2 separate regions of the Homo sapiens genome follow, and region 1 is linked to region 2. A link is a loop called in an ENCODE intact Hi-C map of the cell type or tissue named here. Cell type or tissue: PC-9. All regions are shown on one strand. Each heading gives the region's core, and the rest is flanking DNA. Links, peaks and the distances in the headings are about the cores only.

The links. Hi-C counts contacts between places; a loop is a spot of excess contacts. Peaks named below come from ENCODE experiments on the same cell type or tissue, not always from the same donor. Only the 100,000 strongest peaks of a DNase experiment are listed, where the experiment ranks them.
Region 1: it touches region 2 in a loop (8-fold over the local background); 2 of 110 quality-filtered maps call a loop at or near these places.

The regions. Positions count from the first base shown.
Region 1 is chr22:35,018,686-35,031,065 of GRCh38, forward strand. No RefSeq gene overlaps it. Among named protein-coding and RNA genes, the nearest start is that of LINC02885, 27 kb to the left of the region's middle. RefSeq lists an enhancer at 5,221-5,811. In PC-9, for the core only: CTCF peaks have their summits at 5,550 (motif pointing left) and 5,760; a DNase peak (open chromatin) is centred at 5,516; H3K27me3 peaks cover 1,636 bases.
Region 2 is chr22:35,226,042-35,238,421 of GRCh38, forward strand. It overlaps LINC01399 (long intergenic non-protein coding RNA 1399), which reads right to left and starts at 5,015. Exons shown (of 6, transcript NR_126356.1): 1 at 4,957-5,015. It overlaps LOC105373017 (a long non-coding RNA gene), which reads right to left. Exons shown (of 4, transcript XR_938210.3): 4 at 6,602-6,850. In PC-9, for the core only: CTCF peaks have their summits at 5,640 (motif pointing left) and 5,841; a DNase peak (open chromatin) is centred at 5,640; H3K4me3 peaks cover 995 bases; H3K27me3 peaks cover 5,847 bases.

The sequences.
Region 1 (12,380 bases), core at 2,516-10,515, 210 kb before region 2:
GGATGATGGAGAGTCACTATCCAGAATGTAGCAGATGACTTGCCAGACGGAAAAGAGAACGTGGCAAAGCATGAACGCTGGCATACATAATTCTGTGCAGACTTTATTCTGAATGAATGAAGCCCACATTCAATGGGACCCGGAAGTATGATCATCTTGCAGGAAGGGAAGAAGAGGATGGTGACCAGTAGTAATCAGTCTTCCAGAGGCTAAGAGCTCTGTTTTGATTCTCTATCCGTAGTCTCTAAAATGGTGCCTAGCTTGATTAGGTGTTCAATTAATATTTGTTGGATGGATGACAACATCCAGGGATGACCCCAAGGTTAGATGGCAGTTTGACTTCCTTCCCGTGTTCTGAGCTGATGCTGTTCCAGATCAGATAGGCTCAATGGCTTCTGACATATCCATGGAAGCTATGGAAGCCAGAAAAGCTAGCAGTGAATCTGACAACAGCCTTAGGTGCCCAGAGCCGGAAGGAAGTGTCAAGGGTGTTCCCAGTAAAGGAGTCCCTCCCAGTGAAGGCATCCCTCCCAATAAGGGAGTCCTCTTGTCCTCACACAGAATCCTCCTGGGGTGGGAATAGGGTTCTAGGCTTTGGCAGGGAAACCCCAGGCAGGGTTTTCTGTGCAGGCCACTAATACAGACACTCAAGAGCCTAAGGACCCTGAGTTTAGCACTCAGACACCCAGGCCAGGATGGGTCTCTCAGAAGACCTGGGCCAGAAGGCAGCTGGGAAACCAGGACCTCATCAGAGTTTGGAAAATGGGCACACAGTTAACAAAAGAAAGAAAAAAAAGTTGGTGGGGGCGGGGATGCTCCAGGGAGCAGATGATGATTCTGAGCCCCAGAGCAGGGCAGTGACTTACCCCAGGTCACACAGCAGGGCCAGGGTTTGAACCCAGAATAGCAGAAACCACAGCAATAATGATGATGCCAGTAATCATAGCTAACCCTTCCTGAACTCTTATCATCTGCCAGGCACTATTATAAGCACTTTTCATACATAACTCACCTAGTAATTTTATGAGGTAAGTATTGTTATTCATCTCCATTTTATAGATGAGAAAACCGAGGTGCAGAGAGGTTAAGTGATTGATCCAAGCTCACACAGCTACGAAGTAGAAGAGCTAGAATTCGAGACTGGGTCTCTTTTGTCTCCCTGACTCCAGCCTCCATGTCTTTATTCTTTTTATTTGTAAGATACATACATACATATATATATAAATTTTACTTTAAGTTCTGGGATACACGTGCAGAACATGCAGGTTTGTTAATGTGGCGTGGTGGTTTGCTGCACCTATCAACCCATCATCTAGGTTTTAAGCCCGGCATGCATTAGGTATTTGTCCTAATGCTCTCCCTCCCCTTGCCCCCAAACCCCTGACAGACCCCGGTGTGTGATGTTCCCCTCCATGTGTCCATGTGTTCACATTGTTCAACTCCCACTTATGAGTGAGAACATGTGGTGTTTGGTTTTCTGTTCCTGTGTTAGTTTGCTGAGAATGATGGTTTCTAGCTTCAACCATGTCCCTGCAAAAGACATGATCTCATTCTTTTTCATGTCCAGCCTCCATGTCTTTAATTGCTATGATACTAATACTATATTAGACTAGTGACCAGCCATGCTCATTATAGATCCAGCAGATGAGATCAAAGTCAGCCAAAATTAGAGTTGGGGACCCAGGCCTGGGGAACCAAAGTATCCAGAGTGAGGGAAGAAGACCCAGGAAACCTGAACCAAAGGTCAGAGCAGGGCCAGTGACAGGGCCAACGGGACTGCGAGCCTGGAGGAGAGGACTCCAAATGGAGAGCTGGAATACCAAAAACGCCATTCATGTTGCCCTTTCTACATACAGGGCAGCCCAGACTCTCATTAGGAACTACCTCATTTAATCTTCACAACAGCCCTGTGTAGTGGGGACAGTATTACCCCATTTTAGTAACAAGGAAGCAGAGAGGACACAGAGAGGTTAAGTAACTTGCACAGGGTCACACAGCGAGTCACCAAGGAGTCAAGATTTGAACTGGGGTCTGGCTCTACATTTCACCACCACATTGCAGGGAAGAGTGAGGTCCCAGGCACAGAACTGCGTGAACACAGCCAGCTGGCCACAGGGCCCTGGTTGAGCACATCTGGGAACAGCAGTGCTGTGCTTCATTAGGCTCAGTCATCCAGAAAGTGTTCCTAGCCTTGGGAGATTCTGGATTATCTAGGGCTGAAGCTGTCCCTCCTGGTAAGCTTCTCCCACGAACCTTACCTCTGGCCTCGATGGTCACAGTGATTAAACCTACCCACCCACTCGCTGCATGTCCTCTTCTGCATTTTTAGTGTCCCCCTGCTTTGGCTGGGCATCCGGCCCCTCACCCTCTCCTCCTCGTCCTCTGGATAAAGGCTGCCATGCCAGCATCCCCTCAAGCCCAGCAGTCCTGGTTCCCCAGACACCACTTCCCAGCACACGGCCTCAGAAGAGACGCCCAAGCAGCTCAGTGTCTTCTAAACACACACCCTGATTTTTCACACAACTACTGCCAGTTTTCTGTTACATCAGGGAAAGTAGGCGAGGGTTTATTTTCCCAGATCCTCCAAAGAATGCCCCTGAGCACATGCAGGCTTGTTCTTTCCTGGACTCATAAAACATGGTATTTACACAGGTGTGACGCAGGGTGCCGCCCAGCTGAGCCTCTCTCCCACCCAGCCAGCGTTCAGTATCCAGAGCTTGCATCTGCCCATCTGGGCCAGGCTCGGTGCATCTGTCCCCATGGAGCTGTCCCGGTGGAAGTTCTGCCCCCACTGCTTTGTCCTAAAGCTCCCTAATTCTTCTTTTCAGAATCTTTGCCCGCATATATCCTCTGGACAGGGCTGGAACAGGACAGCAACTGTCAGAGTGTGCCCTGCAGAATGGCTGGAGTCAATGGGAATGAAGCGGGAGAGAGAGAGTGGATTCCATGGTCAAGTGAGACTGAGAAGCTCTGGGTAAGACAAAACCACATCGGTTCCTTTACTGTCCGACTTCCCAGGGCCTTGAGTGTTCCCAAGTGTATTAGAAATCTACTAGGGCCAGGCGCGGTGGCTCACGCCTGTAAATCCCAGTACTTTGGGAGGTCGAGGCAGGCGGATCACCCGAGGTCAGGAGTTCGAGACCAGCCTGGCCAAGATGATGAAACCCCATCTCTACTTAAAATGCAAAAAATTAGCCAGGTGTGGTGGCGTGCCCCTGTAATCCCAGCTACTCAGGAGGCTGAGGTGGGAGAATTGCTTGAACCCAGGAGGCGGAGGCTGCAGTAAGCTGACATCACACCACTGCACTCCAGCCTGAGTGACAGAGGGAGACCCCCATCTCAAAAAATAAAAAAAGAAAAAGAAGTCTAATAAAGGGACATTGTTTGATTCAATAAATATTTATTGAGCACCTATTATGTCCCGAGCATTGTTTTAGGCACTGGAAACACACCAGTTGATAAAATAAACCAAAAATAGAATTATTTGTTGACAGACAAGAAATACAGGAAATAAGTAATATACCGAGAATGTTAGAAGGTGATCCATGCTACAAAATTTTTTTTAAAGCAGGATAAGACAGATGAAAGGGCCACGGAGGAGGCGCAGGTTGCAGCTGTAAATAGGGTGGTTGGACTAGATCCCATTGAGAAGGTGGCGTCTGAGCAAAGGCCTGGAGGACATGGAATGAGCCAGCCAGGCAGAGAGGATGAACTAGCCAGTGTAAATGCTCTCAGAAAGGGTATGTTCGGGGCACAGAGGAGGCCAGTGTGGCTAAGTGGAGGGGGCCAGGGGACAGTGGCTGGGGATGAGCTAAGGGAACTGATGGGGCAGACTGTGTAGAGACAGTCCCTCAGCTTTGGCACTATTGACCTTTGGGCTGGATAATTCTTTGTCGTAAGGGCCTGTCTCGTACATTGCAGGACATTGGCCGGCATCCCTGGTCTCTACCCACTCAAAGCCAGTAGCACCCTCCACCCAGTTGTGACAAGCAAAAATATCTCTAGATATTGCCAAGTGTTTCCTGGGGGGCAAAATTGGCCCCAGTGAGATTCGAGGCATGGAGAAGTGAAGTCACTTACCCAAGGTCACTTTGACTCATACCAATCTCATACCATGCTAACCCATAAGGCGGGCCACTGCTCCCGAGTGCAGAGTCCTGAAGTTCTGTGTGAGGGAGCAGCCTGGGTGGAGCTGTCTTCTCTCCACCAGAGCATGCCCACACAGCAAGCATCCTCCAGCCGTGCCTGGTCCTCCTGACCATGTCTGAGCTCTTGTCCCTCCCCTACCCAGCAAACTTACACATCCTTGTTCTCATTTCTGTTCAAGGCAAGGTTCCAGGAAACGGCGGGGCCCTAGAGCATGAGGTAGGCAACCTGCTGAGACCCCCAGTTGCCGACCGAGGCTGGCCTGCTCTTGAACCTGGTTCTGCCTCTTCCCAGCTGTTTGGCCCTGCAAGACAGATGAGGATGTTAATTTAACCTGCAGCACGTGACTGTGGTGAGGCTTAAATGAGAAAACGTTCATGAACCCATCTAGCAAAGCGCCCAGCACTGAGTAGGCTCCTAGATACTGGTTTCTTTCTAACACCTTGTCACAGTTTCCTAGCCCTGCCATAACAAACGACCACAAATTGGGAGGCTTAAACCAGCTTATTTTTATTCTCTCACAGTTCTGGAGGCTAGCAGCCTGAAATTGAGGTGTTGGCAGGGCCACGCTCCCTCTGAAGGATCAGGGAAGGATCTTTCCTTGTCTCTTCCAGTTTTTGGGTTCCCTTGCTCATGGCAGCATCACACCAATCACTGCCCCATCTTCACATGGCATTTTTTTTTTTTTTTGAAACAGAGTCTTGCTCTGTCGCCCAGACTAGAGTGCAATGGTGCAATCTTGGCTCACTGCAACCTCTGCCACCTGGGTTCAAGCAATTCTCCTGCCTCAGCCTCCCAAGTAGCTGGAATTACAGGCGCCTGCCACCATGCCCAGCTAATGTTTTGTATTTTGAGTAGAGACGGGGTTTCACCATGTTGGCCAGGCTGGTCTCAAACTCCTGACCTCAGGTGATCCACCTGCCTCTGCGTCCCAAAATGTTGGGATTATAGGCGTAAGCTACTGCGCCCGGCCCTTGACACAGTATATGTGTCTCTCTGTGTCCCCTCCTCTTATAAGGACACCAGTCATTGAATTTAGGATCTACCCTTCCCCCACCAAGGGAGGCCATGGGCAGGTCTTCCTTTCTCACAGTCTGTGCCTGTGTTTCCCCTCCTGCAAGCATGACCTTCCTGGTCCCCGGGCCCCAGGTGTTCTGGGAATATCCTGGGGCTGACCTCAGGCAGGAGAAAGGAGTTTGCTTCCCTGACATTTTTTATTCTGGATTAACCCAGCGAATCTTTGGGGACTGCGAGGGCACGGACACGGTAGAATCCCAGGTGGAAGAAGGCAAAGTGGGCGGGAGGGGAGAACTTGCATGTTTTAACCTTTTTCCTGCACCCAACCCCGCCATCCGACGCCAAGCTTCCAGTCAAACCTGAGACCACAGCTCCCCCTGGCGGTCAGCGCGAGCCCGCACCGCGGCTCTCCTGTGCTCACGCAGCCCTGCGCGGCGGAGGTGGCTGGAAATGAATTTAGCGTCAGCACAGTTATTTAAATTGTTTTAATTAATCACAGATTGAGCAGTAAATGAACCACTAAGTGGAGAGAGCGCGCGGGAGCAAGCGAGAAAGAGGTGAGGGGAGGAAGGCAGAGCCTAGGTGATGGCTCGAAAAAGCACAGACAGCTTCAGAGTGGGGCAGGAGGAGGGGGTACAGGCACAGGTCGCAGAGCTGTGCCCCCCACTCCTGGTGCCACACGTTGGGGCGGGGGGCATTCCAGCCCCAGTGGGGTTAGAAGGAGCGCAGAGCCTTGGGGCTAGGGCCTGCCTTCTCCCTTGACAAAAACGTTGAAAGGGGCCGGGCGCGGTGGCTCAAGCCTGTAATCCTAGCACTTTGGGAGGCCGAGGGGGGCGGATCACGACGTCAGGAGATCGAGACCATCGTGGCTAACACGGTGAAACCCCGTCTCTACTAAAAATACAAAAAATTAGCCGGACGTGGTGGCAGGCACCTGTAGTCCCAGCTACTCGGGAGGTTGAGGCAGGAGAATGGTGTGAACCCGGGAGGCAGAGCTTGCAGTGAGCCAAGATTGCGCCACTATACTCCAGCCTGGGTGACAGAGCGAGACTCCGTCTCAAAAAAAAAAAAAAAAAAGGTTGGAAGGTTGGCTAAAGAGAAGACAAAGCAGGAAGGGGGAGTAAACTTAGTAAATTTTTTTATTATTATTATACTTTAAGTTCTGGGATGCATGTGCAGAACGTGCAGGTTTGTTACATAGGGATACATGTGCCATGGTTTGCTGCACCCATCAACCTGTCATCTACATTAGGTATTTCTCCTAATGCTGTCCCCCGCCCAGCCCCACTCCCCAACAGGTCCCCAGGTGTGATGTTCCCCTCCCTGTGTCCATGTGTTCTCACTGTTCAGCTCCCACCTATGCGTGAGAACATGCAGTGTTTGGTTTTCTGTTCCTGTGTGAGTTTGCTGAGAATGATGGTTTCCAGCTTCATCCACGTCCCTGCAAAGGACATGAACTCATCCTTTTTTATGACTGCATAGTATACCATGGTGTATATGTGCCACATTTTCTTTATCTAGTCTGTTATTGATGGGCATTTGGGTTGGTTCCAAGTCTTTGCTATCGTGAATAGTGCTGCAATAAACATATGTGTGCATGTGTCTTTATAGAATGGTTTATAATCCTTTAGGTATATACCCAGTAATGGGATTGCTGGGTCAAATGGTATTTCTGGTTCTAGATCCTTGAGGAATCGCCACACTCTTCCACAATGGTTGAACTAATTTACACTCCCACCAACAGTGTAAGAGCATTCCTATTTCTTCACATCCTCTCCAGCATCTGTTGTTTCCTGACTTTTTAATGATCACCATTCTAACTGGCATGAGATGGTGTCTCATTGTGGTTTTGTCTGCATTTCTCTAATGACCAGTGATGATGAGGTTTTTTTCATATGTTTGTTGGCTGCATAAATTTCTTCTTTTGAGAATTGTCTGTTCAAATCCTTTGCCCACTTTTTGATGAGGTTGGTTTTTTTCTTGTAAATTTAAGTTCCTTGTAGATTCTGGATATTAGCCCTTTGTCAGATGGATAGATAGCAGAAATTTTCTCCCATTCTGTAGGTTGTCTGTTCACTCTGATGATAGTTTCTTTTGCTATGCGGAAGCTCTTTAATTAGATCCCATTTGTCAATTTTGGCTTTTGTTGCAATTGCTTTTGGTGTTTTAGTCACAAAGTCTTTGCCAATGCCTATGTCCTGAATGGTATTGCCTAGGTTTTCTTCAAGGGTTTTTATGGTTTTAGGTCTTACATTGAAGTCTTTAATCCATCTTGAGTTAATTTTTTTATAAGGTGTAAGGAAGGGGTCCAGTTTCAGTTTTCTGCATATGGCTAGCCAGTTTTCCCAACACCACTTATTAAATAGGGAATCCTTTCCCCATTGTTTGTTTTTGTCAGGTTTGTCAAAGATCAGATGGTTGTAGATGTGTGGCATTATTTCTAAGGCCTCTGTTCTGTTCCATTGGTCTATATACCTGTTTTGGTACCAGTACCATGCTGTTTTGGTTACTGTAGCCTTGTAATATAGTTTGAAGTCAGGTAGCGTGATGCCTCCAGCTTTGTTCTTTTGCTTAAGGTTGTCTTGGCTATACAGGCTCTTTTTTGGTTCCATATGAAATTTAAAGTAGCTTTTTCTAATTCTGTGAAGAAAGTCATTAGTAGCTTGATGGGGATAGCATTGAATCTATAAATTACTTTGGGGCAGTAAGGCCATTTTCATGATATTGATTCTTCCTAACCATGAGCAGGGAATGTTTTTCCATTTGTTTGTGTCCTCTCTTATTTCCTTGAGCAGTGGTTTGTAGTTCTCCTTGAAGAGGTCCTTCACATCCTTGTAAGTTGTATTCTAGATATTTTATTCTCTTTGTAGCAATTGTGAATGGGAGTTCACTCATGATTTGGCTCTCTATTATTGGTGTATAGGAATGCTTGTGATTTTTGCACATTGATTTTGTATCCTGAGACTTTGCTGAAGTTGCTTATCAGCTTAAGGAGATTTGGGGCTGAGACGATGGGGTTTTCTAAATATACGATTGTGTCATCTGCAAACAGAGACAATTTAACTTCCTCTCTTCCTATTTGAACACCATTTATTTCTTTCTCTTGCCTGATTGCCCTGGCCAGAACTTCCAATACTATCTTGAATAGGAGTGGTGAGAGAGGGCATCCTTGTCTTGTGCCGGTTTTAAAAGGGAATGCTTCGACTTTTGCCCATTCAGTATGATATTGGCTGTGGGTTTGTCATAAATAGCCCTTACTATTTTGAGATACATTCCATCAATACCTAGTTTATTGAGAGTTTTTAGCATGAAGCGTTGTTGAATTTTATCGAAGGCCTTTTCAGAATCTATCGAGATAATCATGTGGTTTTTGTCATTGGTTTTGTTTATGTGATGAATTATATTTATTGATTTGCATATGTTGAACCAGCCTTGCATCCCAGGTATAAAGCCAACTTGATTGTGGTGGATAAGCTTTTTGATGTGCTGCTGGATTCAGTTTGCCAGTATTTTATTGAGGATTTTCACATCAATGTTCATCAGAGATATTGGCCTGAAATTTTCTTTTTTTGTTGTGTCTCTGCCAGGTTTTGGTGTCAGGATGATGCTGGCCTCATAAAATGAGTTAGGGAGGAGTCCCTCTTTTTCTAATGTTGGAATAGTTTCAGAAGAAATGGTACCAGCTCCTCTTTGTACCTCTGGTAGAATTGGGCTGTGAATCCATCTGGTCCTGGGCTGTTTTTTTGGTTGGTAGGCTATTAATTACTGCTTCAATTTCAGAACTGTTATTCGTCTATTTAGGGATTCAACTTCTTCCTGGTTTAGTCTTGGGAGGGTGTATGTGTCCAAAAATTTATCCATTTCTTCTAAGTTTTCTAGTTTATTTGTGTAGAGGTGTTTATAGTATTCTCTGATGGTAGTTTGTATTTCTGTGGGATCAGTGGTGTTATCCCCTTTGTCATTTTTTTGTGTCTATTTGATTCTTCTCTCTTTTCTTCTTTATCAGTCTGTCTAGCGGTCTATGTATTTTATTAATGTTTTCAAAAAACCAGCTCATATGTTCATTGATTTTTTGAAGGCATTTTTGTGTCTCTATCCTTTCAGTTCTGCTCTGATCTTAGTTATTTCTTGTCTTCTGCTAGCTTTTGAATGTGTTTGCTCTTGCTTCACTATTGCTTTTGATTGTGATGTTAGGGTGTTGATTTTAGATCTTTTTTGCTTTCTCCTGTGGGCATTTAGTGCTATAAATTTCCCTCTAAACACTGCTTTTGCTGTGTCCCAGAGATTCTGGTACATTGTGTTTTTGTTCTCATTGGTTTCAAAGAACTTATTTATTTCTGCCTTAATTTCATTATTTACCCAGTAGTCATTCAGGAGCAGGTTGTTCAGTTTCCATGCAGTTGTGTGGTTTTGAGTGAATTTCTTAATCTTGAGTTCTAATTTGATTGCACTGTGGTCTGAGAGACTGTTATGATTTCCATTCTTTTGCATTTGCTGAGGAGTGTTTTACTTCCAATTATGTGGTCAATTTTAGAATAAGTACTATGTGGTGCTGAAAGAATGTATATTCTGTTAATTTGGGGTGGAGAGTTCTGGAGATGTCTATTAGGTCCACTTGGTCCAGAGCTGAGTGCAAGTACTGAATATCCTTGTTAATTTTCTGTCTCGTTGATCTGTCTAATATTGACAATGGGGTGTTTAAGTCTCCCACTATTATTGTGTGAAAGTCTAAGTCTCTTTGTAGGTCTCTAAGAACTTGCTTTATGAATCTGGGTGCTCTGTATTGGGTGCATATATATTTATGATAGTTAGCTCTTCTTGTTGCAGTGATCCCTTTACCATTATGTAATGCCCTCCTTTGTCTTTTTTTTATCTTTTTTGGTTAAAAGTCTGTTTTATCAGAGAATAAGGATTGCAACCCCTACTTTTTTTTTCTATTTGCTTGGTAAATATTCCTCCATTCCTTTATTTTAAGCCTATGTGTGTCTTTTCAATGAGATGGGTCTCCTGAATACAACACATGGGAGTTCTCGACTCTTTATCCAATTTGCCAGTCTGTGTCTTTTAATTGGGGCATTTAGCCCTTTTACATTTAAGGTGAATATTGTTATGTGTGAATTTGATCCTGTCATCATGATGCTAGCTGGTTATTTTGCCCGTTCGTTGATTCAGTTTCTTCATAGTGCCAATGGTCTTTAAAATTTGGTATGTTTTTGCAGTGGCTGGTACTGGTTTTTCCTTTCCATATTTAGTGCTTCCTTCAGGAGCTCCTGTAAGGCAGGCCTGGTGGTGACAAAATCTCTCAGCATTTGCTTGTCTGTAAAGGATTTTATTTCTCCTTCGCTTATGAAGCTTAGTTTGGCTGGATATGAAATTCTGGGTTGAAAATTCTTTTCTTTAAAAATGTTGAATATTGGCCCCCACTCTCTTCTGGCTTGTAGGGTTTCTGCAGAAAGATCCGCTGTTAGTCTGATGGGCTTCCCTTTGTGGGTAACCCAACCTTTGTCTCTGGCTGCCCTTAACATTTTTTCCTTCATTTTAACCTTGGCGAATCTGACGATTACGTGTCTTGGGGTTGCTCTTCTCGAGGAGTGTCTTTGCTTTGTTCTCTGTATTTCCCAAATTTGAATGTTGGACTGTCCTGCTAGGTTGGGGAAGTTCTCCTGGATAATATCCTGCAGAGTGTTTTCCAACTTGTTTCCATTTTCCCTGTCACTTTCAGGTACACCAATCAAACATAGGTTTGGTCTTTTCACATAGTCCCATATTTCTTGGAGGTTTTGTTCGTTCCTTTTTATTCTTTTTTCTCTAATCCTGTCTTCTTGCTTTATTTCATTAAGTTGATCTTCAGTCTCTGATATCCTTTCTTTCTTCCACTTGACCAAGTCAGCTGTTGATACTTGTGTATGTTTCACGAAGTTCTCATGCTGTGTTTTTCAGCTCCATCAGGTCATTGATGTTCTTCTCTAAACTGGTTATTCTAGTTAGCAATTCCTCTAACCTTTTTTCAAGGTTCTTCACTTCCTTGCATTGGGTTAGACCATGCTCCTTTAGCTCAGAGGAGTTTGTTATTACCCACCTTCTGAAGCCTACTTCTGTCAAGTTGTCCAACTCATTCTCTGTCCAGTTTTGTTCCCTTGCCTGCGAGGAGTGGTGATCCTTTGGAGGAGAAGAGGCTTCCGGTTTTTGGAATTTTCAGCCTTTTTGCGCTGGTTTTTCCTCGCCTTTATGGACTTATCTACCTTTGGTCTTTGATGTTGGTGACCTTCTGGTGGGGTTTTTGTGTGGACATCCTTTTTGTTGATGTTGATGCAATTTCTTTCTGCTTGTTAGTTTTCCTTCTAACAGTCAGGCCCCTCTGCTGCAGGTCTGCTGGAGTTGCTGGAGGTCCACTCCAGACCGTTTGCCTGGGTATCACCAGCAGAGGCTGCAGTACAGCAAAGACTGCTGCCTGTTCCTTCTTCTGGAAGCTTTGTCCCAAAGGGGCACCCGCCAGATGCCAGCCAGAGCTCTCCTGTATGAGATGTCCGACCACTGCTGGGAGGTGTCTCCCAGTCAGGAGGCGCAGGGGTCAGGGACCCACTTGAGGAGGCAGTCTGTCCCTTAGCAGAGCTCAAGCACTGTGCTGGGAGATCCGCTGCTTTCTTCAGAGCCACCAGGCAGGAAAGTTTAAGTCTGCTGAAGCTGCGCCCACAGCTGCCCCTTTCCCCAGGTGCTCTGTCCCAGGGAGATGGGAGTTTTATCTATAAGCCCCCGACTGGAGCTGCTGCCTTTCTTTCAGAGATGCCCTGCCCAGAGAGGAAGAATCTAGAGAGGCAGTCTGGCTACAGCAGATTTGCCAAGCTGCAGTGGGCTCCACACAGTTCAAACTTCACATCGGCGTTGTTTACGCTGTGAGGGGAAAACCACCTACTCAAGCCTCAGTAATGGCGAACGCCCCTCCCCTCCGCCAAGCTTGAGTGTCCCAGGTCAACTTCAGCCTGCTGTGCTGGCAGCAAGAATTTCAAGACAGTGCATCTTAGCTTGCTGGGCACTGTGGGGGTGGGATCTGCTGAGGTAGACCGCTTGGCTCCCTGGCTTCAGCTCCCTTTCCAGGGGAGTGAATGGTCTGTCTTGCTGGCATTCCAGTTGCCACTGGGGTATGAAAAAAAAAACTCCTGCAGCTAGCTCAGTGTCTTCCCAAACAGCCGCCCAGTTTTGTGCTTGAAACCCAGGGC
Region 2 (12,380 bases), core at 2,060-10,059:
CTCAAACTCCTGACCTCAAGTGATCCACCTACCTCATCCTCCAAAAGTGCTGGGATTACAGGCATGAGCCACCGTGCCTGGCCTTTTTATGATTCTTACTGGGTCCTGTGTGCCTTTGCTTCTAAAGGCTGCACCCGCTGAGTGTCTCTGGAAGCCGGCCCTTGGGCACCTTCACAGGCCCCTGGGTGCAGTCCTGAGCCAACAACCGTGTAGTGTGGGAACATGAAAGGCCAGCAACCTTGCTGAGTCGGAACGAACTCTAAGGTCTAATATATACTGCAGAGCTGCCCACAGAATCAGACTGAAGCTGGGGCTTCACCTGAAGTCACTGCCTTGCTTGGCTTCTCTCCCTTCCCTTTCCTTCTGGCCCAATTTGCTCACAGCTTTCTCCTGGGAGCACCTCCTGAATATACCATTTGTACATGAAATGTTCATCTCAGGGGCAGCCCCTGAGTGTGTAGTCAGGGGATCTCAACCAACTGAGAAGGTCTCTGCGTCTGTGTGAGTGGGTTCTGGAAAATCCAGCAGTTGGTGGGGCAGCAGTGCCCAGGGGCACAGGATGGGAGTTAAGGGCAGCAAGGGAATCTCCAGAAAACCCAAGTGCCTGGCGGACAGTCAGCTCCCATCTCATACCAAGCCAAAGATCATGAAGCCATAGGATGCTGTTAACAGGCACATAAGAACTGTGCTGACCCACTTTCCTTCTTTCCACACTTCTCTACCCAATACTCCACAGCAAAAGGAATCAGAAACAGCAGATCTTAGTGAAAAAGAGAAAAGGGCTATCCCCCTTCCCAAAGCCAGTGTCCTGTCTGCAGCTAGTCCCAGCTGGATGGGGGAAGGAGGAGTGTTACCTTGGGAAGAGACTCAGGTTCTGTTTTGCAACTCCCACTGACCATAGGGCTTTGTCTTGCCTCCAGTGACAGACAGAGTCATGGAGATGAGCAGAGTTTTCATCCAAGGACAGGGAAAGGACAGCCATCCTCCAGCCAGCATTAGAGGGACAGAGTGAAATAATAACAAAGTGGCTTTCATGAGTATCCCTTTAAGCACTAAATGTTCCGCATGCAATTTACACATCTAATAAGTACTTCCCATTGGTATTATGGTTACCATTTGTCTTATCATTGATTTGCTAGGTATAATGGTTTCTTATTGCCCCTAGAGGGACATGCTGTCAACAAGAATGTACCGGTGAGAATGGAGGCAGAAAGATCAGTTAGGAGGCAGCTATGGTAAGACATGATGTAGCAAATCCCGGGAACTGGCTACTCTAAGCCATCTGCACACCCCCTGCCCCTGCACACTCACTCGAGCCCCTCCCCAGTAAAAAAGACAAAGGCTCTCAATTAGGAGTTATGGCCTGGAATGAGGAAGTGACGCCTGGAGAAGCAGCAACTACCCTGTGACCACAAGAACCAGTGCCAACACTGAGGATACTGGAGTAGAAACAGGAGGAGGCACCAGGGTCCCTGATGACATTTTTGGGCATTTGTTCCAGTTCTGGACTGCCTGCCCCAGACTTCCTTTTGCATGTAATAATACACCCTTCACCTTTGTAAGCAATGGAGCTGTTTTCTGTTACTCAATGTCAGGCCTCTGGGCCCAAGACTGCACATACATATCCAGATGGCCTGAAGTAACTGAAGAATGACAAAAGAAGTGAAAATGGCCTATACCTGCCTTAACTGATGACATTACCTTGTGAAATTCCTTCTCCTGGCTCATCCTGGCTCAAAAGCTCCCCCACTGAGCACCTTGTGACCCCCACCCCTGCCAGACAGAGAACAACCCCCTTTGACTGTAATTTTCCACTACCTACTCCACTCCTATAAAACGGCCCCACCCCTATCTCCCTTTGCTGACTCTCTTTTCGGACTCAGCCCACCTGCACCCAGGTGATTAAAAAGCTTTATTGCTCACACAAAGCCTGTTTGGTGGTCTCTTCACAGGGACACACATGAAACTCAATCCTGACCAATATGAGGCATGAGAGCCTGGCCTAGAGAAGTTGTGGAGGACAGCGGAGAGGAAGTACTTAATACTTAGGAGGTGGTAGAATTGACAACACTTTATGCCTAACCAGACATGAGGGGAGGAGGAAGTCAGGGAGGAAAGAATGTCTTCCCCAACATAAGGAATACAGCAGGAGAAACAGGTTTCAGTGGTAAAATCAGAGGTGCATCATCATCATGTCAATAAGCTGCTTCAGACCGTATTGTTTTCCCCCGAATTCTTATATTGAAGCCTTAACTCCCAGTGAGACTGTATTTGGGGCTAGGGCCTTTGGGAGATAATTAGGCTTAATGAGGTCATGAGGGTGGGGTCCTCGTGATGGGATTAGTGCCCTTATAAGAAGAGAAACAGACATCAGCGCTCTCCCTCTGTCTTGTGAGGACACAGTGAGAAGGCAGCTTTCTGCAAGCCTGGAAAAGGGTCCTCACCAGACCCTACCACACTGCACCCTGATCTCAGACTTCCAGCCTCCAGAACTGTGAGAAATCAATGTCTGTTATTTAAGCCACACTGTCTATGATATTTCATTAGGGCAGCCTGAGCAGACTAATATGTAAATGCTGTGCATTGTGCTAAGAAAACAGGTTTTCCCTGTTGTCCCAAAATTCTGCATAAACCCCCAAACTAGGGACAATGGGCATGAAATCCTCTCACATTCTAAAAAGCACAGTGACATAGCCATGCAAGATGAGCCAAGAAAGGACAGAAGTACCTCTGCCCCACAGCCATCACCCCTTCCCAAGCCCCTCCAACCTTTATCAGCAAAAGACCTGGAGGAATTCCAGAGGACTCACTAGACAAGGGAGTATTTGAAATATGGGGAGAGCGCTGTGTCTTTTCGTTTCCTGCTGTACGGCCCTGGCTCCCACCCAAGCCAACTTCAAGAAAGTCATTTGCAAAGATTAGGGCTATGGCATCGTTTGGGTTCCCCAGAAGGAGACCTTGAGGCAAGAATCCAAGGACACGTGACTAACTTGAGAGATTATCCAAGGAAACTCCAGGAGGGGAATAAGAAAGAGCTGGAGAAAGAACGGCAGTGAAAAGGGTGTGGTTATTGAGAAGTGACCACTGTGGATGAGAGGGAATTCATCCTGCTGTGAAACACTGGGAGCTAGTGAGGAAGACGACTTTCAGAGTCATCCCACCAGGGGGCAAGGGACCTGGGCATTTATTAATACACGCCAACACTCACCAGTCATCATGGAGGGCTGCTGCTGTGGTGTTAATTTCCTGGTACTTAGGCCCACTACTCTGGCCCGGGGCCTGGCCACTGTAGAACGCCCTCAGGCAAAGAGATACAGGGGCTGCCCTGGAGGTTAGCCAGTGAGCACTTTAGCAGAGACAAGGAATGTAGGTAGGAGACATTGCCCACATCCCAGCATCTGCTAGGGGCTGCCTGAAAGAAAAGGACCCTAGATCTGTGTTTCTGCAGCAGACTCTCTGATCTGCCCCTTAAGTCTAACAGAACAGGGGAGAAAAGACCTGGAGCGAGGCACAGGGTAGGGGGTGGAGGTGCAGCAGCAGGCACTCCCACTATAGCATGGCAAAGATGCGTGAGTCTCCCACAGGCGGAGAGAACACCACTGAAGGACCAAGACTTGAGCAATTTCCACGTCCAAAGATCCTAATCATTACCCAAGGAGACTTGAGTGGCAAGAAGCTGTGGGCTCCCCCTGGCAACGATGGGGGCTAATGGGGTGGTCAGGGCTCCCACAAGAGCTCTTCACGAGGACCTCTGAAGAACCCACACAGGCACCCTGAGAAACAGCTAGCATCCTGCCCATTGCTCCCAACCTTTCCCATCCCTCTCCCGGCGCAGGTCTCTGGGGCTGGGTCAAGCCTGAGCGGGAGGGTGGGAAAGAGGAGCATTAAATGAAAAACCAGATTGAAGTACTTAGCTGCAAATGACCAAAAATCTCAAGGATCTGCCTACGATATTGTAAGAAAGATAAGAGTAGAGCAGAATATGCCCCCACCTGGTTCAGACAGTTCAATACATCCTTGATAACAACCAGCTATTGAGTACCAGACACACAGCGAGGTGTTCCTCAGGGCTGAGCTCATCTAATCCTCTCAGCAACCTTAGGGGAAGGTGTTACTGTCCCTACTGTACAGCTGAGAAGTGTGAGGCTTAGAGAAGCTACACAGTTTGCTCAGGATCATACAGGCAACGCATAGCAGAGTCTAAATTCAAACTCGGACCATTTTCATTCTGGTGCCTTGTTCATCAACTGGTAGGTAAATTATGGTATACCCATACAATAGAATACTAGTCAGTAACAAGAAGAAATGAATGACAGATGCATGACGGAACCTGGATGAATCACAAAAACGTTATGCTGAATGAAAGCAGGCAGACACAGAAGACTACTTTCTGTAGGATTCCATGTATATGAAATTCTAGAAAAGGCAAAGCACAGTGCCAGGGAACAGATCAGTAGTTGCCAGAAGCCAAAGACTGGAGAAGAAATGGGGCATGGGAAGCTTTCTGGGGTGGTAAAAATGTTCTATACCATGGCCAGATTCTGTGGCTCATGCATGTAATCCCAGCACCTAAAGGTGTTAGCAGAGCCAAGGAGGCTCTAGCCATGTGAGGGCATGGGCTGGAGAGGAGGACAGAACTAGAGAAATAAAATGAAATGACAGGTGGTAGAGTTGAGAAAGGGATGGACAGGGAGCAAATCCTAGAGTAAACATCTGACTGAAAAGAGACTTAGAGATGAACTCTAATCCAATGCCTGCCCCCACCTTTAAAGTTGGGGAACTGAGACCCAAAGAGAAGATTAAAGCAGCGGCAGTGGTGCTGGGGGGGCTGTTTACCTCTGTATTGGTCCATTTCACACGACTCTAAATAACTGCCTGAGACTGGGTAATTTATAAAGAAAAGAGATTTAATTGACTCACAGTTCCACGTGGCTGGGGAGGCCTCAGTAAACTTACCATCATGGCAGAACGGGAAGCAGCCATATCTCACACGGCAGCAGGAGAGGACGCTTGTGAAGGAAGTGAAGGGGGAGGAGCCCCTTATAAAACCATCAGATCTCGTGAGAACTCACTCACTATCACGAGAACGGCATGGGGGGAACCGCCCTCATGATCCAATCACCTCCCACCTGGTTCCTCCCTCAACACCTGGGGAGTACAGGTCAAGATGAGGTTTGGGTGGGGACACAGAGCCTAACCATCTCAACCTCCTTTATTTCATTCTTTCAACAAACATTTACAAACAGCTTGTTCTACATAGCAGACAGTCCAAGTCAAACAGGGCAGAGCCCCTGCTCTCCGGGAGTCCACAGCCGGAAGACGGACAGCCAGATGCCCTGGAAATTTACACTTCATGATGCTCAAGACGCTCAATGTCCCAGTCCCCCAGGCTGAGTTACCAAAGTATTGACATAAGAAAGGGGACTACAGATTTGAGGAGCCCGCAACTTATTCAGGAAGCCCTCTTATGGGAAAATGATACGAAATTATAAATGCAAAGTTAGGTACAAAAGCAGAAGGGGTCTGTACAGGTGAGAAGTCCTGAAGCTTAAGCTTCTTTAGCTTTTACAGCAATTCCTTCCCTGACCACACCTGAATTCAAGGGCAAAAACATACTTCTGAACTGGGCCAACAGCGCCCTCTAGCGGACCCACAGAGGAAGGCCTCAAGGAGCTCTGAGCTTTGGACACACCCACGCAGGCAGCGTAAAGCCAAGCAGGTAAATTTGGCCATCGGCTTCCTAGACACTTTCTCATCAGCCCATAGACCTGCCCTTCCTAACCCTAGAGGTGTGCAATTATTATTAGAAGCTTAGAGCTCAGCGTCCAGATGGACAGTTCCTTGTAGTTCCTTGATTTGGGGCAGGTAACTTAACCTTTCCACGTTTGTTTCCTTTACTGCAAATAAGTTGTGTCATAATGAGATTAAGTAAGTACCTACTTCAGAGGATGGTTGTAAAAATTAAATGAGATGACTCACTTTTATGATGTCTCTAAAATTAATTTTAAATAGACTCACTTATAAGTGCTTTATACAAAGGGCACTTTGATGTGTAATTTTTATTATTATTATTATTATTATTATTATTATTGAGACAGAGTCTCTCTGTTGCCCAGGCTGAGTGCAGTGGCGCGATCTCGGCTTACTGCAACCTCCATCTCCCAGGTTCAAGCGATTCTCCTGCCTCAGCCTCCCGAGTAGCTGGGACTACAGGCGCCTGCCACCACGCCTGGCTAATTTTTGTATTTTTAGTAGAGACGGGGTTTCACCATGTAAGTTATTTTTTAAGGAAAATGTATTCACCTGGCCATATTTTCTGCTTCTTCATGAACTCTTCTGAAGAAATTACCCTTACTACACACTCACAAAGGACCACGCAAGGCCCAGTTACACGGTGCAGGGTAGAGACAAGGTGTGTCTGTCTCATCCACCATTCCACAGACCCCTAAAGAGTGAGGTGGGAGTTTATTCATCTCCCCATTCCCCCCAGCACATCCCTGGCTCATGGCCCATCACAGGAAAAGTCACTTCATGGATCAATGTCTGGAGAGGGTACAATGTCGGTGTGAGATGAATGAATACTAAGTGAGTACTCTTCATGTTTTCTTCTAACTTTATATTTTAATATAATTTCAGATTTAGAGAAAAGTTGCAAGAATAATGAAGGATGAATTATCAGGGGCTCTTCTTCCAAATTCCCCAAAACATGCACATTAAACTCAGGGCCTTCTGTGTCCTCTGCCCCTTTCTCTCTCGATATGCTTGAGTGTGTGTGCATCATCTTCTGAACCATCTCCAGTTAGTTGCAGATGTGGTCCTCTTTTGCCCCCAAATCTTCAGTACATAGTTCCTAAAAAGAAGGACATTCCCTTATATAACTGCAATTCACTTATCAAAATCAGGAATTTGGCATAAATTCAATACTATTATCTACCCTGCAAACCTTATTTAGATTTTACCAACTTGTCCCAATAATGTCATCTACCCAAAAGAAAATCCGAGATCGTGCATGGCATTCCACTGTTACCTCCTTTCAATCCGACCAGATTCCTCCCTCAACACCTGGGGGGTACAGGTCAAGATGAGATTTGGGTGGAGACACAGAGCCTAATCATCTTAACCTCCTCTATTTTATTCATTCAACAAGCATTTACAAACAGCTGACCCTAAGCAAGCAACTGGAATTGAAAGACCAGCAGGAAAGTAATGGGATATCAACCCTCCCTCATCACACCATTTGCTTTTTACTTATTTATTTGCAACCGTAGTTTTACATATGATAAGTTCCTCCAAAGAGAAGAGGGAAGAGAACTCTGATCCCTCCCCTCTGAAGTTTAAATTATTAAAATACACCTTATGGACTGGGGTAGCCTCAACTGGAGCCCAATTGCTGAAAGGACAGGACAGACCCTGGGAGGAAGTTTGCCCTGGGATGGATAGCTGGGAATTAAGGGGCATGATGATAGGAGCCTGGACAAGTAACCAGGAATCAACCCTGAGAATTCTGTCCTCAGAGAATTCTGATCCATCATAACCCATTCATGGTCCAGCCACCTGGCACTGTGGTCATGCCTTGGAGACAAGATATGGTGTCCATCCTCAAGGAACTCATCACTGAAGAGCTCCTGGGACACTTGGGGACCATGTTTGTCATGTGATCATGTGCTTGCCAGGTGACTCCCCTGACTAAGCATAAGCAAAGAGCTGAGGAAGGTGAAGCTGTGCTCACAGGAGGTGGGCAGCTCTGCTGGAGCCATATCACTGCAGATATTCTGAAAATCACAAGGTCATCAGGGAAGGGTTCTTCAGGCAAGGAGAGGCAGAATGAAAGCCAAATCCTGAGACTGCGCAAGAACCTCTGGGCACCTGGGAAAATTTGGGGAACTAGAGAAAGCTGGACCCCTTCTGAGTAAATTAAGTGAGGGCTCAGAGCTGTTGCCATTTGAACAGGCTTCTATAGGAGAGACTGTGCTTGGGTCCAGGGAATGGAGAACTTCAGAATTAACATTCCCTGAATCCTTGGTCATTGCAATAGAGTTATCAGCCTTCAGACAGAAGGAAAGAGGGAAACAAAACTTGTCTCTTGGAATCCAAGTTCCCAGACACCAGCCAAGGACCAAACCCACAAGTAGCCTTTTCTAAGGACAGCAGTCTTCACTCTTTTCTACACATAGATCTTTTTACTGTGGCTGCTTTTTGAGATTTTCTCTTCATCATTGGTTTTAAGCAATTAGATTATGATATACCTTGATGCAGTTTTTACGTTTGAGGGTTTGGAAATTTTTGACCCATTATTTCTGCAAATTTTTTTTAGTATTCGTTCTCTATTTTTCCTTCCAACTTTTATTTTAGGTTTAGGGTACATGTGCATGATTGTTACATGGGTAAATTGTGTGTCACAGGGGTTTGGTGTACAGATTACTTCATCACCCAGGTAATAAGCATAGTACACAATAGGTAGTTATTTGATCCTCACCCTCTTCCTACCCTACACCTTCAAATAGGCCCCAGTGTCTACTGTTCCCTTCTTTGAGTCCATGTGCACTCATTGTTTAGCTCCCACTTGTAAGTGAGAACATGCGGCATTTGGTTTTCTGTTCCTGTGTTGATTTTCTCAGGATAATGACCTCTTGCTCCATCCATGCTGCTGCTGCAAAAAAACATGATTTTGTTATTTTTGTGGCTGTGTAGTATTCCATGGTATAAACGTACTACATTTTCTTTATCCAATTTACCATTGATGGGCACCTAAGTTGATTCCACGTCTTTGCTATTGTGATAATGAATGCTGTAATGAACATATACGTACATGTACCTTTATAGTAGAATGATTTATACTCCTACAGGTATATACCCAGTAATGAGATTGCTGCGTCAAATGGTAGTTCTGTTTTAAGTTCTTTGAGAAATCTCCAAATTGCTTTCCACAGTGGCTGAACTAATTTACGCTCCCACCAGCAGTGTATAAGCATTCCCTTTTCTCTGCAACCTTGCCAGCATCTGTTAGTTTTTGGCTTTTTAATTAGTCATTCTGACGGGTGTGAGATAGTATCTCACTGTGGTTTTGATTTGCATTTCTCTAATGATTAATGATATTGAGCATTTTTTCATATGCTTGTTGGCTGTGTGTTACATCTTCTTTTGAAAACTGTCTGTTCATGTCCTTTGCCCATTTTTTAATGGGGTTGTTTGGTTTTCGCTTGTTAATTTGTTTAAGTTCCTTATAGATTCTGGTTATTAGACCCTTGTTGGATGCATAGTTTGCAAATATTTTCTCCTATTCTGTAGGTTATGCAGAAGCCCTTTAGTTTAATTAGCTTCCATTTATCCATTTTTGGTTTTATTGCAATTGCTTTAGGTGTCTTTGTCATGGAATCTTTGCCAGGGCTTATGTCTAGAATGGTATTTCCTAGGTTACCATCAGACCTGCCTTACAAGAGATCCTTAAGGGAGGGCTAAATATGGAAACGAAAAACTATTACCAGCCACCACAAAAGCACACTTAAGTACACCATTGACGCCATGAAGCAACTACACACTCAAGTCTTTCTCCTCATCCAGGTACTCAAATTACATTTACGTTAAAATTAAAATTGTCCCACAGCTCACTAAAATTCTTCATTTAGGGGTCTTTCTTCTATGTTTCATTTTGGATGGTTTCTATTGCTATATCTAAAAAAAAAAAACTTTTCTTCTTCAGTGTCTAAATGGCTATTAATTCCATTTAGTGCATTTTTCATGTCAGGCATTGTAGCTTTCATCTCTAGAAATTTAATCTGAGTCCCTTTTTTGACATTTTGACACCTTTATTGAAGTATCTTCTAGAATTTTTATAGTTTCAGGTCTTAGGTTTAAGTCCTTAATCCATCTTGAGTTGATTTTTGTATAAGGTGGGAGATGAGTATCCAGTTTCATTCTCCTACATGTGGCTTGCCAATGATCCCAGCACAATTTGTTGAAAAGTCTGTCCTTTTCCAACTTTAGGTTCTTGTTTGCTTTGTCAAAGATCAGTTGGCTGTAAGTATTTGGGTTTATTTCTGGGTTCTCTATTCTGTTCCATTGGTCTATGTGCCTATTTTTGCACAAGTACCCCACTGTTTTGGTGACTATGGCCTTACAGTATAGTTTGAAATCAGGTAGTGTGATGCCTCCAGATTTGTTCTTTTTGCTTAGTCTTGCTTTGGCTATGTGGGCTCTTTTTGGTTCCATATGAATTTTAGAATTTTTTTTCTAACTCTGTGAAGAATGATGGTGGTATTTTGATGGGGATTGTGTTGAATTTGTAGATTGCTTTTGGCAGTATGATCATTTTCACAATATTGATTCTACCCATCCATGAGCATGGGATATGTTTCCATTTGTTTGTGTTATCTATGATTTATTTCAGCAGTGTTGTGTAGTTTTCCTTGTAGAGGTCTTTCATTCCTAAGTATTTTATTCTTTCTTTTCAGCTATTGTAAAAGGGGTTGAGTTCTTGATTTGATTCTCTGCTTGGTCGCTGTTGGTGTATAGAAGAGCTACTGATTTGTGTACATTAATCTTGTATTGGAAACTTTGCTGAATTCTTTCATCAGTTCTAGGAGCTTTCTGGAGGAGCCCTTAGGGTTTTCAAGGTAACTGATGATATCGTTAGCAAACAGCAACAGTTTGACTTCCTCCTTACCAATCTGGATGCCCTTTATTTCTTTCTCTTGTCCAATTGCTCTGGCTAGGACTTCCAGTACTATGTTGAAGAGGAGTGGTGAAGGTGGGCATCCTTGTCTTGTTCCTGTTCTCAGAGGGAATGCTTTCAACTTTTCCCTATTCAGTATTATGTTGGCTGTGGGTTTGTCATAGATGGCTTTTATTACATTAAGCCTTTGCATGCCGATTTTGCTGAGGGTTTTAATCATAAAGGGATGCTGGATTTTGTTGAATGCTTTTTCTGCATCTGTTGAGATGATCATGTGATTTTTGTTTTTAATTCTGTTAATGTGGTGTATCACATTTATTGACTTGCATATGTTAAACCATCCCTGCATCCCTGGTATGAAACCCACTTGATCACAGTGGATTATCTTTTTGATATGTTGTTAGATTCAGTTAGCTAGTATTTTGTTAAGGATTCTAGCATCTATGTCAATCAAGGATCTCAGTCTGTAGTTTTCTTTTTTGGTTGTGTCTTTTCTTGATTTTGGTACTAGGGTGATGCTGGCTGCATAGAATGAATTAGGGAGGGTCCCTTCTTTCTCTGTCTTGTGAAATGGTATCAAAAGGATTGGTATCAATTCTTCTTTGAATGTCTGGTAGAATTCTGCTGTGAATCCACCTGGTCCTGGACTTCTTTTTGTTGGTAATTTTTTAATTACTGTTTCAATCTTGCTGCTTGTTATTGGCTGTTCAGGGTATCTAATTTTTCCTGATTTAAGCTAAGAGGGTTGTATTTCTCCAGGAATTTATCCATCCCTTCTAGATTTTCTAGTTTATGCATGTAAAGGTGTTCATAGTAGCCTTGAATGATCTTTTGTATTTCTGTGGTGTCAGTTGTAATATCTCCTGTTTCGTTTCTCAGTGAGGTTATTTGGATTTTCTCTCTTCTTTTCTTAGGTAATCTTGCTAATGGTCTATCAATTTTATTTATCTTTTCAAAGAATCAGCTTTTTGTTTCATTTCTCTTTTGTATTTTTTGTTTGTTTCAATTTCATTTAGTTCTGCTCTGATCTTGGTTATTTCCTTTCTTCTGCTGGGTTTGGGTTTGGTTTTTTCTTGTTTCTCTAGTTCCTTGAGGTGTGACCTTAGATTGTCTCTTTGTGCTCTTTCAGACTTTTTGATGTAGGCATTTAGGGCTATGAACTTTCCTCTTAGCACTGCCTTAGCCGTATCCCAGAGGTTTTGATAGGTTGTGTCATCACTGTCATTCAGTTCGAAGAAGTTTTAAATTTCCATTTTTATTTTGTTTTTGACCCAATGCTCATTCAGGAGCAGGTTATTTAATTTCCATGTATTTGCATGGTTTTGAAGGTTCCTTTTGGATTTGATTTACAGTTTTATTCCACTGTGGTCTGAGACAGTGCTTGATATAATTTCAATTTTCTTAAATTTACTGAGGCTCATTTTATGGCCTATCATATGGCCTAACTTGGAGAAAGTTCTATGTGCTGTTGAATAGAATGTGTATTCTGCAGTTGTTGGATGACATGTTCTGTATATGTCTGTTACATCCATTTGTTCCAAGATATAGTTTAAATCCATTGTTTCTTTATTGACTTTCTATCTTGATGACCTATCTAGTGCTGTCAGTGGAGTACTGAAATTCCCCACTTTTATTGTATTGTTATCTACCTCATTTCTTAGGTCTATTAATAATTGTTTTATAAATTTGGGACCTCTAGTGTTAGATG